Linked DNA regions of Homo sapiens: all the other regions are linked to region 1. The links are chromatin contacts, found by Hi-C or POLR2A ChIA-PET in ENCODE. All regions are on one chromosome and are shown on one strand. Each heading gives the region's core, a stretch centred on a gene start or an enhancer-like site at or near the end of the contact. The rest is flanking DNA. Distances are from core to core; before and after follow the strand shown. Region 1 overlaps LOC124900670 (a long non-coding RNA gene). Region 2 overlaps C1QTNF7-AS1 (C1QTNF7 antisense RNA 1). Region 3 overlaps LINC00504 (long intergenic non-protein coding RNA 504). Region 4 overlaps BOD1L1 (biorientation of chromosomes in cell division 1 like 1).

Region 1 (3,078 bases), core at 519-3,018:
TGTCCTGCTAAACCACAACTACAAAGGTAATTTTAAAATGTTCTATGAGAAAAGGGCATGCGGGATTCCCTGTGTTGAGCTTCATCCCAGTGAATTACACTGTCTGAACAGATAATAAATATTTTCAGATAAACAAAAGGAGTGGGAATAGCAAGCAGAATACTAGGAAAGCTTTAAGACAACTGCTGATTGACCTGTACCTTCAACCTGGCTACTCAATATTGTTCCCAATGTGTGGATTCCCCTTGTATCACCCTACCTAATAAAATTCTCTCCTGTTTCCTCCACAGGGAGGTGATGAACAACTTAGCAAATGTTTGTGAAAGGGCAAGGTAGATTGTCAAATCCTGAAAATGCCAGCTATCAGTGGCATTCTTAGCAACTGGGATAGATGCTATAAGGGGTAGAAGATAAAAATCTCATGACCCCCAGCTCTGTATGAGTGAGAGCCAGTGAAAACTGGCAATAGGATCTCCAACAAGAAAAATCACTGAGCATTGTGCAAGAGGATTAATAACAGAAAAAAATGCAAATGTTTAGGAAAATGCCTGTGCTATTAAGAGAGTCAAAACCCAATGGGGTAATTATGGAGAAGAGGATACAAATGTCTTAGAAATCGTCAAGGAAAATCATTTTTTTGCCCTCTGCAGGGACTTACCAATGCATTCTCTGTAAATCATCATTAAACCTGCATGGGCCTAATGAGGTAACTCCACATCATCCAGTTGTTAAACAAACAAAAAGGTCTGCTCCCACTTTCCAAAGAGCTCTCCAGCCCACACACCTTTACTTGAGTTCAAATTTAGGAATTAAATACTCTCACTTCTTGTACCAGACTGTATTCAAATCTTTGATTTATGGAGTTGGGAACCAAGAGGTAAAAAGAGAGGGTATATTAATAGTTTATTTTTCTCATTGGCATCTATTCAGTAATGCTGTTTTTCATAAAGAGAATATAAACTGGAAACACATTTCACTGTTCTAAACACTTGGGGGATAAAACAACATAGTAGAAAAAAATAGTAAAAATGCTAGAATGAAAAAGACGAAATTGTGTAGGTGTGTCTCATGTTATAGGTTTTTGCCTCTTCATTATTCACTGTTAATTTTTAAATATATTTTGATAGCATAGGAATAAACTAACTCCTATTAGTTTATTTTTTTGTTCTAAAAATCTTTGATAGACTGTATGTGACCCAGGAGTTTCAAGTTGGCTTTCTGCTGCTGGAGTGTACCATTCCTGTATATTCTAAGGGGCACTATATATGGAAAGACACAAAAATGGAAAGTACCACCTTGAGACAATGGGTACTTGAAATGTATTATTTTAAAAATACTCCCCAAAAGTTTTCAGAAGTGGACAATCAGACTATATGATGAGTGTGGCCACTTGGATTCTTAAATTAATAACACTGGTGTATGAAATTTTACTCCTGAAATCCTAGTAATGCACAAAAAACAAAAGACAAAGGAACATGAAGGTTTTATCCAAGACCATTTTTCTTATGTTAGGAAGCTTTTACAAGGCCTCAGTCTCATGATGTAAATTCAGCAGAATGAAAGACTTTTAGATACAGTGAATTCAGCCAGGACTCCTGTCCTTGCCCCTCCCTTGCTTCTTTCTCAAGGAATAGAAACCATTTCCTCTTGGGCCTTTGTCAGGAAATGCAGATGACTAACCAAGCAGGAAGTGCCTCTACCTTTGACATTTTACTTCTGACACCCCGGTTACAGAGATAACAACAGCTGCTACTCTGTCAAAATGCATAAAAGCTAAGTCTTCTCCAAATCACCAAATAGCAAAAATTACAATTTTAATTCTACTTGCATGACCCATTTATTTAGGCCACTTTTTCCCTACTAGTTTATTTTTTGTTGTTCTAAAAATTTTTGGTGGACCTCATTTGTCACAGAAGTTTCAAGCTGGCTTTCTGCTGCTAGAAAGCAGTGTACGTCGAAAGGGGTGGTATGGATGGCAAGTCACAAAGATAGAAACTACCACCTTGAGACCAGTGGGTACCTGAAATGGCATTAATTTGAATGTTTCAGTTCTGCCTAAATGCTTAGTCAAAGCCTGCATACTGGAAAGACGGCATTCAGAAAAAAATGACAAAGGAGACCAAGACTACACTGGTGTGCTGAAACCAGCTCACACTGGGTCACACAGGCAAGCAAGACCAATTGAATGCAGCTCTTCCCAATTCCTTGTTCAGTGACTTCTTGATGTTAGCTAGAAATGAGCCATGTGAAAGTATTCACACCATGGAGATCAGTAAACATCACAAATTAGAGGGTTTTGTTTTGTCCCAGAAAGTCAGTTGTTAAATTTTTACTAGCACAGGACTTCCCTGGCTAAAGGCCTGAGGAAAGTCCATGTTTAAAGAACCATCTGGCTCTCCAAAGCCTTAGAAAGGCCTCTTCTTTCTTGTGATTTCTCAAAGAAGTGCCAGCAAGAAAGGAAGATCCATCCTGTGACTGTTTTTCTTTCCATGCTCTAAAACAACCAAAACTAGAGTTCTGGCCAATTACCTCCTCTCTTTGCTTTGTGTGGTGTATAAACTTCAAAGTGGTTAAATTCCTTTAGCCATACAACTTTTTACACCTTTAATTGTGCTACAATCTGGCCTGTCAAGTTCTGGAATCATTCTGTGAAGACAGTATTTAAATTTTCCTTTTCTTCTGCTTTACCTATCAGGCCCTAACTTTCATTCCTTTCTAAGCAAAGCTTCCCCAAATTGGTTTTCTCTCCTGCTCCACTGACTCACCTTCCATCCCTCCTTACTCCCAGAGGTCAGCCTGCCTCAGTTTGAGCCTCTGATGCTAGTCAATAATTGTTGCTTCTCCCTGGGGCCATGGCTGGCCCATATCCTCTTCTTTCTCTCTTTTGGGAGTTATGTCCCTAAAATTCTTCCCTTACCAGCACAGCTATTCTAAGCTGTGAGTCTCAGCCTACATTTCTGAATGATCTTCTCTCCCTTCTTGATTGGGTTGTTTTTCTACCCCAAGTCCCTAAATGCAAGGCTTTTCAAGGAGTCTGAGATGAGGATCAGCCATTGAATCCACATGGAAATCTCTTTT
Region 2 (3,491 bases), core at 876-3,375, 970 kb before region 1:
AACAGGGCCACTGATCATCTATCACCACAACCAAATGGCAGTTATTAATTTCGTGATACCATTTCTATAGTATCTGAATATTTATTTGCTATAAAAATGACAAGAATTATGATAAAAAGAACAGTAAAATATGACTCTTACCATTTATGAATGCTTTAGAATCAAAAGACTAAGTCCTTTATAAATGATTCAGCATTTGATTTTTTTTCCTTAGATTGGCTCAAATTTTACTTTACAGGTCATAAAATTTTAAAGCCCTGTGCATTTGGAGGTCTGGTTCAGGATGAAGACTCTTAGGCTTGGAGTCAGAAAACCCAGCTCTGATCCAACTTTTCTTGCTGTGTGACCTTGGGCAGGTAACATCTTCTCTGAGACACAGTTTTCTCCAAATGGAGTGGACAATGTATGCCCTGAGTCTTGTTCAGGCTTGTGGTGAGGAGCAAAAGGATAAAAGGGCTGAGCGTGCTTGGTAGATGAATGTACTGATTGGAAACACAAAGAACATCCGTGACCATTTATTTATTTCTAAATCACTCATTAATCTTTGCTAGTTCTTGTTGTGTTTACTATTATGAATGAATGTTAGGTGTTGCATCCCACCTTCTATTTGAAAGACCATTCTTGGCAAATGTTCAAAACAACATTTATGAGTTAATAACAGATTCGAGTTATTCCCTTCAGGATTAGATAAGTTATGCTAAAAAATAAATTCAGGGGCTTCAAAACAACAAAGGTTTACCTCCTGGTCACATTATATATTCATTGCAAAGTTTCCTTCTTGCAATCACTTGGGGCCTCAGGTTGATGGAGCAGCCACCATCTCCCATGTTGGGTCACCATAAGGGAGGAAATGCTGCTCTGGGCATCTCACCCCTGTAATTGAATGCTCAACTGAAGTGACATCACTCACTTCCGCTCACATCTTATTGGCCAGAGCTGACCACATGGCCCTCTCCCAACCTCACAGAACAAGGGAGGGCCATTCTACTGTGGGCCTGGAAGGCAGAGAACTAGAAGTTTTTAGAGAGCAGCATTTTCAATAACCACATGCACCCTCCATGGATTTGCAGTGGTAGAGCATGTTGACTGGTAGTACTGATGGAGACCACCTTTATTTGCATTATGTAACAGACTTTTATGGAGCACATCCTAGATGTCAGGGATGATGCCCAGCATGGGAGATGCAAAGTCATAGATAAGTTCTCGGTCCTAAAATGCCACACAAGAAATATGCACTGGATGTTCTGTGAGCTTCAACCAGCCACTTCATCCAGCCTGAGGAAAGGGAAATAGATTCCTGGAGGTGGTGAGTCCTACAGGAGCAGTCGAGCATGCAGAGGCTGGAAAAGAAAGGTGTTCTGGGCAATCAGGACAGCATGAGCCAGCCAAGGCATGGGTGATGCCAGCTCTGCATGTGTAGGGCCCTCCAAGCAGTATTTGCTGCTGGAGCATCAAATGGGAGATGAGATGGTCAAGAAGAGTGAACCTGGGTGGAAGGAGAACTGGTTAGAAGGTAGTGATGGCATCCAGGGAAGAGAGGGTGAGTCCTGTAATTGGGCAGTGAAGGGGATGGAGGAAGGGAGCCAGGCTCCAGAAACCATGAAATGCTGCCTTCGGCTCTGAGCTCCCGAGAAGCAGCAGAGCAGAGGGAGGGAATAACATGCAGCCAGAAGGACAGACCTGGATGCTGTGTGCACCTGCTTGGAAGCCACAACTCTTTGGTGTAAGCCCTGCTTCCCCACTTCATGGCTGTGTTACCCTGGACAAGTTATTTGCCTTCTCTGTGCTTTAGTGTCCCCATCTCAAAAGTAGGGATAATAATAGAAAACGCATAAGTCTGAGGTTATGTATATTAATACGTACAGAGGACAGGGACTGTGGTATCTGGCTGGGCTAAAGAAGTGTGGACTATCTTTTGTAGCCTCTGCAGGGGTTCCTGCCTCTCCCAGCCAGGCCAAGCCTGCTCTGCCAGCTGAAATGTCAACATGGGCGGTTCCTGTCTGAAGTCCCCACAGACAAAGGATGCTTTGCACCCAGGGGACCTGAGCAGTGTCCTTTTCTGTTTGTCTCACAGAGGCCTTCCTTTTCTGGCCGCAGCTGACCCGAGGGTGGGCGGACCCCGCAGCAGGCTCTTTTCTGCTGAGTCATCCTGCCTGGCCTGCCTGGCTGGAGTGACATAGCAGGAGGAGCTGGCTCCCCTGCAGGCTGAATCTGTCCTGGGGGTGGGGTGGGGAGGGTGGTAACATTTTATTTAGGGGGATCAAAAAGCCTCCAGATGAAACAATGGTGGTTTTTTTTTAATGGGTATGGTGGGCTGTTTGCCAAAGCTTGGCCTGCCAAATAGTGCTGGTAAAGGAGGGACTGTTGTCACTGGGTTTTTGGCCATGAATTTGCATCCTAGCAGGAGGCAGGAGGCAGCAGCCTAGGAAGGCCTGGTCTTATTTTTATCGTGTAAGAATGAGGTACCCTTTGGTAGAGTTTGTGAGAATCTGTTTCACTTCCAGAGCTACGCATGCTGAGTAATAATGATTGCTGACTTTTTTGAGCACTTGGTGTATGACAGCCTCTCTACCAAGCTTTCAAAGCATTCTTTCATTCAGTCCTTACCAGCTTGTGAACTAGGTTCTCTTCTTATTTCTGTTTAACCCACGAGGGAACTGACTTTCAGAGCGGTTAAGTCAGTTGTGTGAGGTCACGCAGCAGAAGGTGGCAGAGCAGGCAGTCTGATGCGGGGGCACAATCTCTCGATGGGTACACCTTGCAGAGGGCTGTAGGAGTTACTGGGGGCGTGTGCAGCAGGGAGTCTCACACGCAGTGGGTGTACAAGAAATAGCCTCCATCCCTTTTATCACTATTATTTATTCCTTCTAAACAAACAAACAGCAACCATTCAACATGGCGATGTGATTTTGAAGGGATGATTTTGGTCCTGCTTGAGGACATGTCTTGTGTCTTGACTCCACATCACTAGGACATGGGCAGTCTGCACACAGAGACCTCAGGAATGTGACACCCCGGCCCCCTACTTCTATTGCTTTCAGACTGTCTTGGGTTGACCTTCTTTAGTAGCAGGATGACCTTCACTCTCCATATCTTTATTTCATGGTTCAGGACTCAAATGTGTAGGTTGTAGAAATTTTACAAATTCCAGACAGGCTTACCACATTTAAAATACCACTGACAAGTGTGTAATGCCTACCTTTTTAACTCCATGTAGGTCAGCTACATAGTACTCTCAGGGAGTAAGAACTTTCCTAAAGCAACTCGGAACTGGGCCATTTTGCTTACTTGCTGGCGGCCTGATAATACCAGGGCTTCTCGGTGTTGCTAAGAGTTTCCAAGGAGAGAGATTTGCTTCTCTCCCATTTTCCCCTTCCAGGGCACCAGAATGAGCTCGCTGCTGGAGCCTAGGGCACGTTCTTCACTTGGTCACCATCAAAATAAAATTACCAAGCACGCAGGTACTGACGAAGCCTGTCACTACACAAAAT
Region 3 (3,391 bases), core at 581-3,080, 550 kb before region 1:
GCTGGGAACATTATTGGGAAAGAAGCTGGTTCAACACACAGATACATTTTCTTTTTTTTTTATTATTTATTTATTTTTTAATTATTATTGCACTTCAAGTTTTAGGGTACATGTGCACAACGTGCAGGTTAGTTACATATATATACATGTGCCATGTTGGTGTGCTGCACCCATTAACTCATCATTTAGCATTAGGTATATCACCTAATGCTATCCCTCCCCCCTCCCCCTCCCCCACAACAGTCCCCAGTGTGTGATGTTCCCCTTCCTGTGTCCATGTGTTCTCATTGTTCAATTCCCACCTATGAGTGAGAACATGCAGTGTTTGGTTTTTTGTCCTTGCGATAGTTTACTGAGAATGATGGTTTCCAGCTTCATCCATGTCCCCACAAAGGACATGAACTCATCATTTTTTATGGCTGCATAGTATTCCATGGTGTATATGTGCCACATTTTCTTAACCCTGTCTATCATTGTTGGACATTTGGGTTGGTTCCAAGTCTTTGCTATTGTGAATAATGCCGCAATAAACATACGTGTGCATGTGTCTTTATAGCAGCATGATTTATAGTCCTTTGGGTATATACCCAGTAATGGGATGGCTGGGTCAAATGGTATTTCTAGTTCTACATCCCTGAGGAATCGCCACACTGACTTCCACAATGGTTGAACTAGTTTACAGTCCCACCAACAGTGTAAAAGTGTTCCTATTTCTCCACATCCTCTCCAGCACCTGTTGTTTCCTGACTGTTTAATGATCACCATTCTAACTGGTGTGAGATGGTTCTCATTGTGGTTTTGATTTGCATTTCTCTGATGGTCAGTGATGATGAGCATTTTTTCCTGTGTTTTTTGGCTGCATAAATGTCTTCTTTTGAGAAGTGTCTATTCATATCCTTTGCCCACTTTTTGATGGGGTTGTTTGTTTTTTTCTTGTAAATTTGTTTGAGTTCATTGTAGATTCTGAATATTAGCCCTTTGTCAGAGGAGTAGGTTGCAAAAATTTTCTCCCATTCCACACAGATACATTTTCTATAATGCTTGAAGAGAAAGTGTAGATAATATGAGAGGACTTTTTAAAGCAAACCTCAGTTGGGATACAGCACATGATTAATAACCTAAGAAATGGAAATGTCAAGTTTATCATCTAAATATTAGTCAGCAGACTTGAATTTGTTTTGGAAAAGGATCAACAGTCATGCATGACGCAGAAGATAGGCACCTCTGACACCAAAATTCCCCTCTAAATATCAAGATCTATTCAAACAAGACATTCAGAAGCACAGGCAGGATAATTAATAATCCATTACATAAGTAGCATTTGCTTATTTTAATTACTAGGAACTTCAGTTAGGTCTCTTCCATTGTAAAATGAAAAAAAAAAAAACCACAAAACAAAAACATAAGCCTGTTTCTCAGGTAATGATTTGTGGTTGATGTTCTTAGAAGTCCTAGCACCTGGCAATGACTCAGCGCTCAGGTATAGGCCAGCAATGGGAGGGGAGAGAGCAACGGGAGGGGCACATAGGGTCGAAGCAAACTCTAGTGCTAAAACAAAATCCTGAAATCCAAGTTCCATTCTCTGCTTAAAACCTGTCACTCTTTTGCTTTGTTTTCAGAGAAGTGTTTGGATTTCTTATACTACTTACTACGTTATTTATGATAGGTGCTTTTTTTGTTGTTGTTGTTTCCACTTCAGACACATCTATTACCACTCTTCTCTTATGCCTCTTTGTGCTTCACCTGCATGAAATTCCCTGGGTTCTCGGGTTGTTTCATGCTATGACTTGCCTTCAGACTTTTGCTCATGCAGATTCTGCCTGAAATTATCTTCTTTGCTTATAAACTATTTAGAGCTGGCTCTTAGATCACCTGCCTGGGAAACCTTCTCTCATTTCTGCCTCATCCACCTGTCACACGTGGGCTGTGTCAGTGGCCTCTTCTCCAAGGAGCTAAAACATTCTGTTTAGCTGTTATCTGTACCTGAGAGAAAGACCCTCCCTGGAAAAATGACTGTCTTACTTTTCCAAGAATTACAGATGGATTCTTACACAGCCTTTCTTCTGTGTCTAGGAATCTCAAAAAGACAATCTACCAGAGAAGTGACTTGGACCAAAGAGTAAACGAACAAAATTAAAATAATGTAAAATGTTCTACTGGCCTGTTGGTAGTTAAGAGTTGACCAGTGGGAGTAGATGGTTCTGTACTGCACCTTGTTTCTCATACATCACCAGTGATACAGGACAGAGTCTGAAGGGAAATGGCCATTGCTCTTCTAATGTTGAAAGATGATATGATCAATATGAGCAATAACAATTGTGAAAATATTCCTGCTCCCAGGAATATTTTTATTCCTCTACTTAGGATGGATTCAGATTGTATTGTGTTTGAAAATTGATGCTTACCCCTAACAGGTGTGTGTGTTTGTATATTTTCTTGACCTAACATCTATTTATTTGGTGATTAAGAAGAATGAGGGGGTTTCTTAGTTGGTTTGAGTTGCAATAAAAATATCATAGACTGGGTAGTTTATATACAACAGAAATTTATTTCTCACAGTTCTGGAGACTGGGAAATCCAAGATTAAGATGCCAATCAATATCTTTCCTGGTGAGGGCTTGTTTCCTGGCTTGCAGAAAGCCGACTTCTTGTTGTGTCCTCACATGATGGAAAAAGCAAGGATCTTTCTTGGGCATCTTTTATAATAGCACTAATCCCAATAATGAGGATTTGATCCTCATGACTTAATCCTTTCTTCTAATATCATTACCTTGGGGGCTCAGATTTCAACATGTGACTCTTGGGAGAACACAAGAAAACATTCAAACCATATTGGGAGCATTGCAGCACCTCTCCTGGGAGAAGAGAATTTGAAGGGGCTGAACAGTTTTGATAAATGTATAGGGCCAGAATTGGTGTTAAAATATTTTGCTGAAATATTAGACTGAAAGACTTAGACTCTGAAAAATGTAGTTCTGTCTCTGCAAATAGGTGAAGCACTGTCAGGGTACAGATTTCTGGTCCAGACCAGCCCTGTGGATAGGAGTTAGGCATCAGCACTGAAGGCTTTGAAGAAGGTGGTACTCTGACTGGAGTGGGGCACTATAGATTGATAAGTTGTCTGGGAAATCTGAACAATCAACATTTCTTATAGTTTCCTTTTGTATGATCAGGATATTCACTTATTGAGCCACTGCCCTTTGGAAGACATTGTGCTAAGTGTTGGGATAAAGGGTAGATAAGGCAGTAAAATGCTTTTCCTAATGTGATTTAGAAACTTGGTAGGGCAATGCACACAATAAAAACAAATGCAAAGAAATAAACATGACAATTTCAGATCATGACAATAGCTATGATGAAATAAAAGTGAGTTTTTTGTTAGCACCTCATG
Region 4 (3,331 bases), core at 90-2,589, 580 kb after region 1:
ATGAACCCTGGGGAGAAAGAACCCATTCATAGAGGAACTACTGAAGTGAATATAGATTCTGAAACTGTTCATAGAATGTTACTGAGTGCCCCATCAGAAAATGATAGGGTACAGAAGAATTTGAAAAACACAGCTGCTGAAGAACATGTTGCTCAAGGAGATGCCACTCTTGAACATTCCACAAATTTAGACTCCTCACCATCCTTAAGTTCAGTGACTGTTGTGCCTCTGAGGGAATCGTATGATCCAGATGTAATTCCTCTGTTTGACAAAAGAACTGTTTTGGAAGGTAGCACAGCCAGCACCTCCCCTGCGGATCACTCTGCTCTCCCTAACCAAAGTCTGACTGTTAGGGAATCAGAAGTCCTTAAGACAAGTGACAGCAAAGAAGGTGGTGAAGGTTTCACAGTAGATACACCAGCAAAAGCAAGCATCACTAGCAAAAGACACATTCCAGAAGCTCACCAGGCTACTTTATTGGATGGTAAACAAGGAAAGGTAATCATGCCTCTTGGAAGTAAGTTAACGGGCGTGATTGTGGAAAATGAGAATATTACCAAAGAAGGTGGCTTAGTGGACATGGCCAAGAAAGAAAATGACTTAAATGCAGAGCCCAATTTAAAGCAGACAATTAAAGCAACAGTAGAGAATGGCAAGAAGGATGGCATTGCTGTTGATCATGTTGTAGGCCTGAATACAGAAAAATATGCTGAAACTGTCAAACTTAAGCATAAAAGAAGCCCAGGTAAAGTAAAAGACATATCAATTGATGTTGAAAGAAGGAATGAAAACAGTGAGGTAGACACCAGTGCTGGAAGTGGCTCTGCACCCTCTGTTTTACACCAAAGGAACGGACAAACTGAGGATGTGGCAACTGGGCCTAGGAGAGCAGAAAAGACTTCTGTTGCCACTAGTACTGAAGGGAAGGACAAAGATGTCACCTTAAGTCCAGTGAAGGCTGGGCCTGCCACAACCACTTCTTCAGAAACAAGACAAAGTGAGGTGGCTTTGCCTTGCACCAGCATTGAGGCAGATGAAGGCCTCATAATAGGAACACATTCCAGAAATAATCCTCTTCATGTTGGTGCAGAAGCCAGTGAATGCACTGTTTTTGCTGCAGCTGAAGAAGGTGGGGCTGTTGTCACAGAGGGATTTGCTGAAAGTGAAACCTTCCTCACAAGCACTAAGGAAGGGGAAAGTGGGGAGTGTGCTGTGGCTGAATCTGAGGACAGAGCAGCAGACCTACTGGCTGTGCATGCAGTTAAAATCGAAGCCAATGTAAATAGCGTTGTGACAGAGGAAAAGGATGATGCTGTAACCAGTGCAGGCTCTGAAGAAAAATGTGATGGTTCTTTAAGTAGAGACTCAGAAATAGTTGAAGGAACTATTACTTTTATTAGTGAAGTTGAAAGTGATGGAGCAGTTACAAGTGCTGGAACAGAGATAAGAGCAGGATCTATAAGCAGTGAAGAGGTGGATGGCTCCCAGGGAAATATGATGAGAATGGGTCCCAAAAAAGAAACAGAGGGCACTGTGACATGTACAGGAGCAGAAGGCAGAAGTGATAACTTTGTGATCTGCTCAGTAACTGGAGCAGGGCCCCGGGAGGAACGCATGGTTACAGGTGCAGGTGTTGTCCTGGGAGATAATGATGCACCACCAGGAACAAGTGCCAGCCAAGAAGGAGATGGTTCTGTGAATGATGGTACAGAAGGTGAGAGTGCAGTCACCAGCACGGGGATAACAGAAGATGGAGAGGGGCCAGCAAGTTGCACAGGTTCAGAAGATAGCAGCGAAGGCTTTGCTATAAGTTCTGAATCGGAAGAAAATGGAGAGAGTGCAATGGACAGCACAGTGGCCAAAGAAGGCACTAATGTACCATTAGTTGCTGCTGGTCCTTGTGATGATGAAGGCATTGTGACTAGCACAGGCGCAAAAGAGGAAGACGAGGAAGGGGAGGATGTTGTGACTAGTACTGGAAGAGGAAATGAAATTGGGCATGCTTCAACTTGTACAGGGTTAGGAGAAGAAAGTGAAGGGGTCTTGATTTGTGAAAGTGCAGAAGGGGACAGTCAGATTGGTACTGTGGTAGAGCATGTGGAAGCTGAGGCTGGAGCTGCCATCATGAATGCAAATGAAAATAATGTTGACAGCATGAGTGGCACAGAGAAAGGAAGTAAAGACACAGATATCTGCTCCAGTGCAAAAGGGATTGTAGAAAGCAGTGTGACCAGTGCAGTCTCAGGAAAGGATGAAGTGACACCAGTTCCAGGAGGTTGTGAGGGTCCTATGACTAGTGCTGCATCTGATCAAAGTGACAGTCAGCTCGAAAAAGTTGAAGATACCACTATTTCCACTGGCCTGGTCGGGGGTAGTTACGATGTTCTTGTATCTGGTGAAGTCCCAGAATGTGAAGTTGCTCACACATCACCAAGTGAAAAAGAAGATGAGGACATCATCACCTCTGTAGAAAATGAAGAGTGTGATGGTCTCATGGCAACTACAGCCAGTGGTGATATTACCAACCAGAATAGCTTAGCAGGGGGTAAAAATCAAGGCAAAGTTTTGATTATTTCCACCAGTACCACAAATGATTACACCCCTCAGGTAAGCGCAATTACAGATGTGGAAGGAGGTCTCTCAGATGCTCTGAGAACTGAAGAAAATATGGAAGGTACCAGAGTAACCACAGAAGAATTTGAGGCCCCCATGCCCAGTGCAGTCTCAGGAGATGACAGCCAACTCACTGCCAGCAGAAGTGAAGAGAAAGATGAGTGTGCCATGATTTCCACAAGCATAGGGGAAGAATTCGAATTGCCTATCTCCAGTGCAACAACCATCAAGTGTGCTGAAAGTCTTCAGCCGGTTGCTGCAGCAGTGGAAGAAAGGGCTACAGGTCCAGTCTTGATAAGCACCGCCGACTTTGAGGGGCCTATGCCCAGTGCGCCCCCAGAAGCTGAAAGTCCTCTTGCCTCAACCAGCAAGGAGGAGAAGGATGAATGTGCTCTCATTTCCACTAGCATAGCAGAAGAATGTGAGGCTTCTGTTTCCGGTGTAGTTGTTGAAAGTGAAAATGAGCGAGCTGGCACAGTCATGGAAGAAAAAGACGGGAGTGGCATCATCTCTACGAGCTCGGTGGAAGACTGTGAGGGCCCAGTGTCCAGTGCTGTCCCTCAAGAGGAAGGCGACCCCTCAGTCACACCAGCGGAAGAGATGGGTGACACCGCCATGATTTCCACAAGCACCTCTGAAGGGTGTGAAGCAGTCATGATTGGTGCTGTCCTCCAGGATGAAGATCGGCTCACCATCACAAGAGTAGAAGACTTGAGCG

What was found. A loop is a pair of places that touch in the nucleus more often than their neighbours do. ChIA-PET counts read pairs that join two places held with the same protein, here RNA polymerase II (POLR2A). Pooled maps may share reads with other maps.
Region 2: a pooled map shows a loop between it and region 1 (4-fold over the local background). The contact joins two enhancer-like sites. A Hi-C loop is called at or near these places in 3 of 37 single-sample maps with no recorded cell type and 2 of 50 pooled maps.
Region 3: a pooled map shows a loop between it and region 1 (4-fold over the local background). The contact joins two enhancer-like sites. A Hi-C loop is called at or near these places in 1 of 168 maps with a recorded cell type or tissue (PC-9) and 2 of 50 pooled maps. POLR2A ChIA-PET finds 5 or more read pairs at or near these places in 1 of 52 experiments (PC-3).
Region 4: a pooled map shows a loop between it and region 1 (2.8-fold over the local background). The contact joins two enhancer-like sites. A Hi-C loop is called at or near these places in 3 of 37 single-sample maps with no recorded cell type and 4 of 50 pooled maps. POLR2A ChIA-PET finds 5 or more read pairs at or near these places in 1 of 52 experiments (activated CD4-positive, alpha-beta memory T cell).

What each region holds. Positions count from the first base shown.
Region 1 is chr4:14,177,186-14,180,263 of GRCh38, reverse strand. All of the region lies in intron 1 of LOC124900670 (a long non-coding RNA gene), which reads right to left. Among named protein-coding and RNA genes, the nearest start is that of LINC01085, 67 kb to the right of the region's middle. RefSeq lists an enhancer at 1,465-1,759. Within about 2 kb of position 1,768, at least 4 of the 41 ENCODE cell types and tissues checked have a DNase peak (open chromatin) inside an H3K27ac peak, as active enhancers do; they include PC-3, where a contact is called at or near this core.
Region 2 is chr4:15,148,670-15,152,160 of GRCh38, reverse strand. The region is part of intron 2 of C1QTNF7-AS1 (C1QTNF7 antisense RNA 1); the gene reads left to right. Among named protein-coding and RNA genes, the nearest start is that of CPEB2, 150 kb to the right of the region's middle. RefSeq lists enhancers at 1,953-2,092, 1,228-2,184, 1,150-2,349, 2,185-3,141. Within about 2 kb of position 2,125, at least 19 of the 41 ENCODE cell types and tissues checked have a DNase peak (open chromatin) inside an H3K27ac peak, as active enhancers do.
Region 3 is chr4:14,725,035-14,728,425 of GRCh38, reverse strand. All of the region lies in intron 2 of LINC00504 (long intergenic non-protein coding RNA 504), which reads left to right. Among named protein-coding and RNA genes, the nearest start is that of LINC00504, 160 kb to the left of the region's middle. Within about 2 kb of position 1,830, at least 3 of the 41 ENCODE cell types and tissues checked have a DNase peak (open chromatin) inside an H3K27ac peak, as active enhancers do; they include PC-3, where a contact is called at or near this core.
Region 4 is chr4:13,599,924-13,603,254 of GRCh38, reverse strand. It overlaps BOD1L1 (biorientation of chromosomes in cell division 1 like 1), which reads left to right. Exons shown (of 26, transcript NM_148894.3): 10 at 1-3,331. Among named protein-coding and RNA genes, the nearest start is that of BOD1L1, 26 kb to the left of the region's middle. RefSeq lists enhancers at 1,930-1,999, 3,092-3,331. Within about 2 kb of position 1,339, at least 4 of the 41 ENCODE cell types and tissues checked have a DNase peak (open chromatin) inside an H3K27ac peak, as active enhancers do.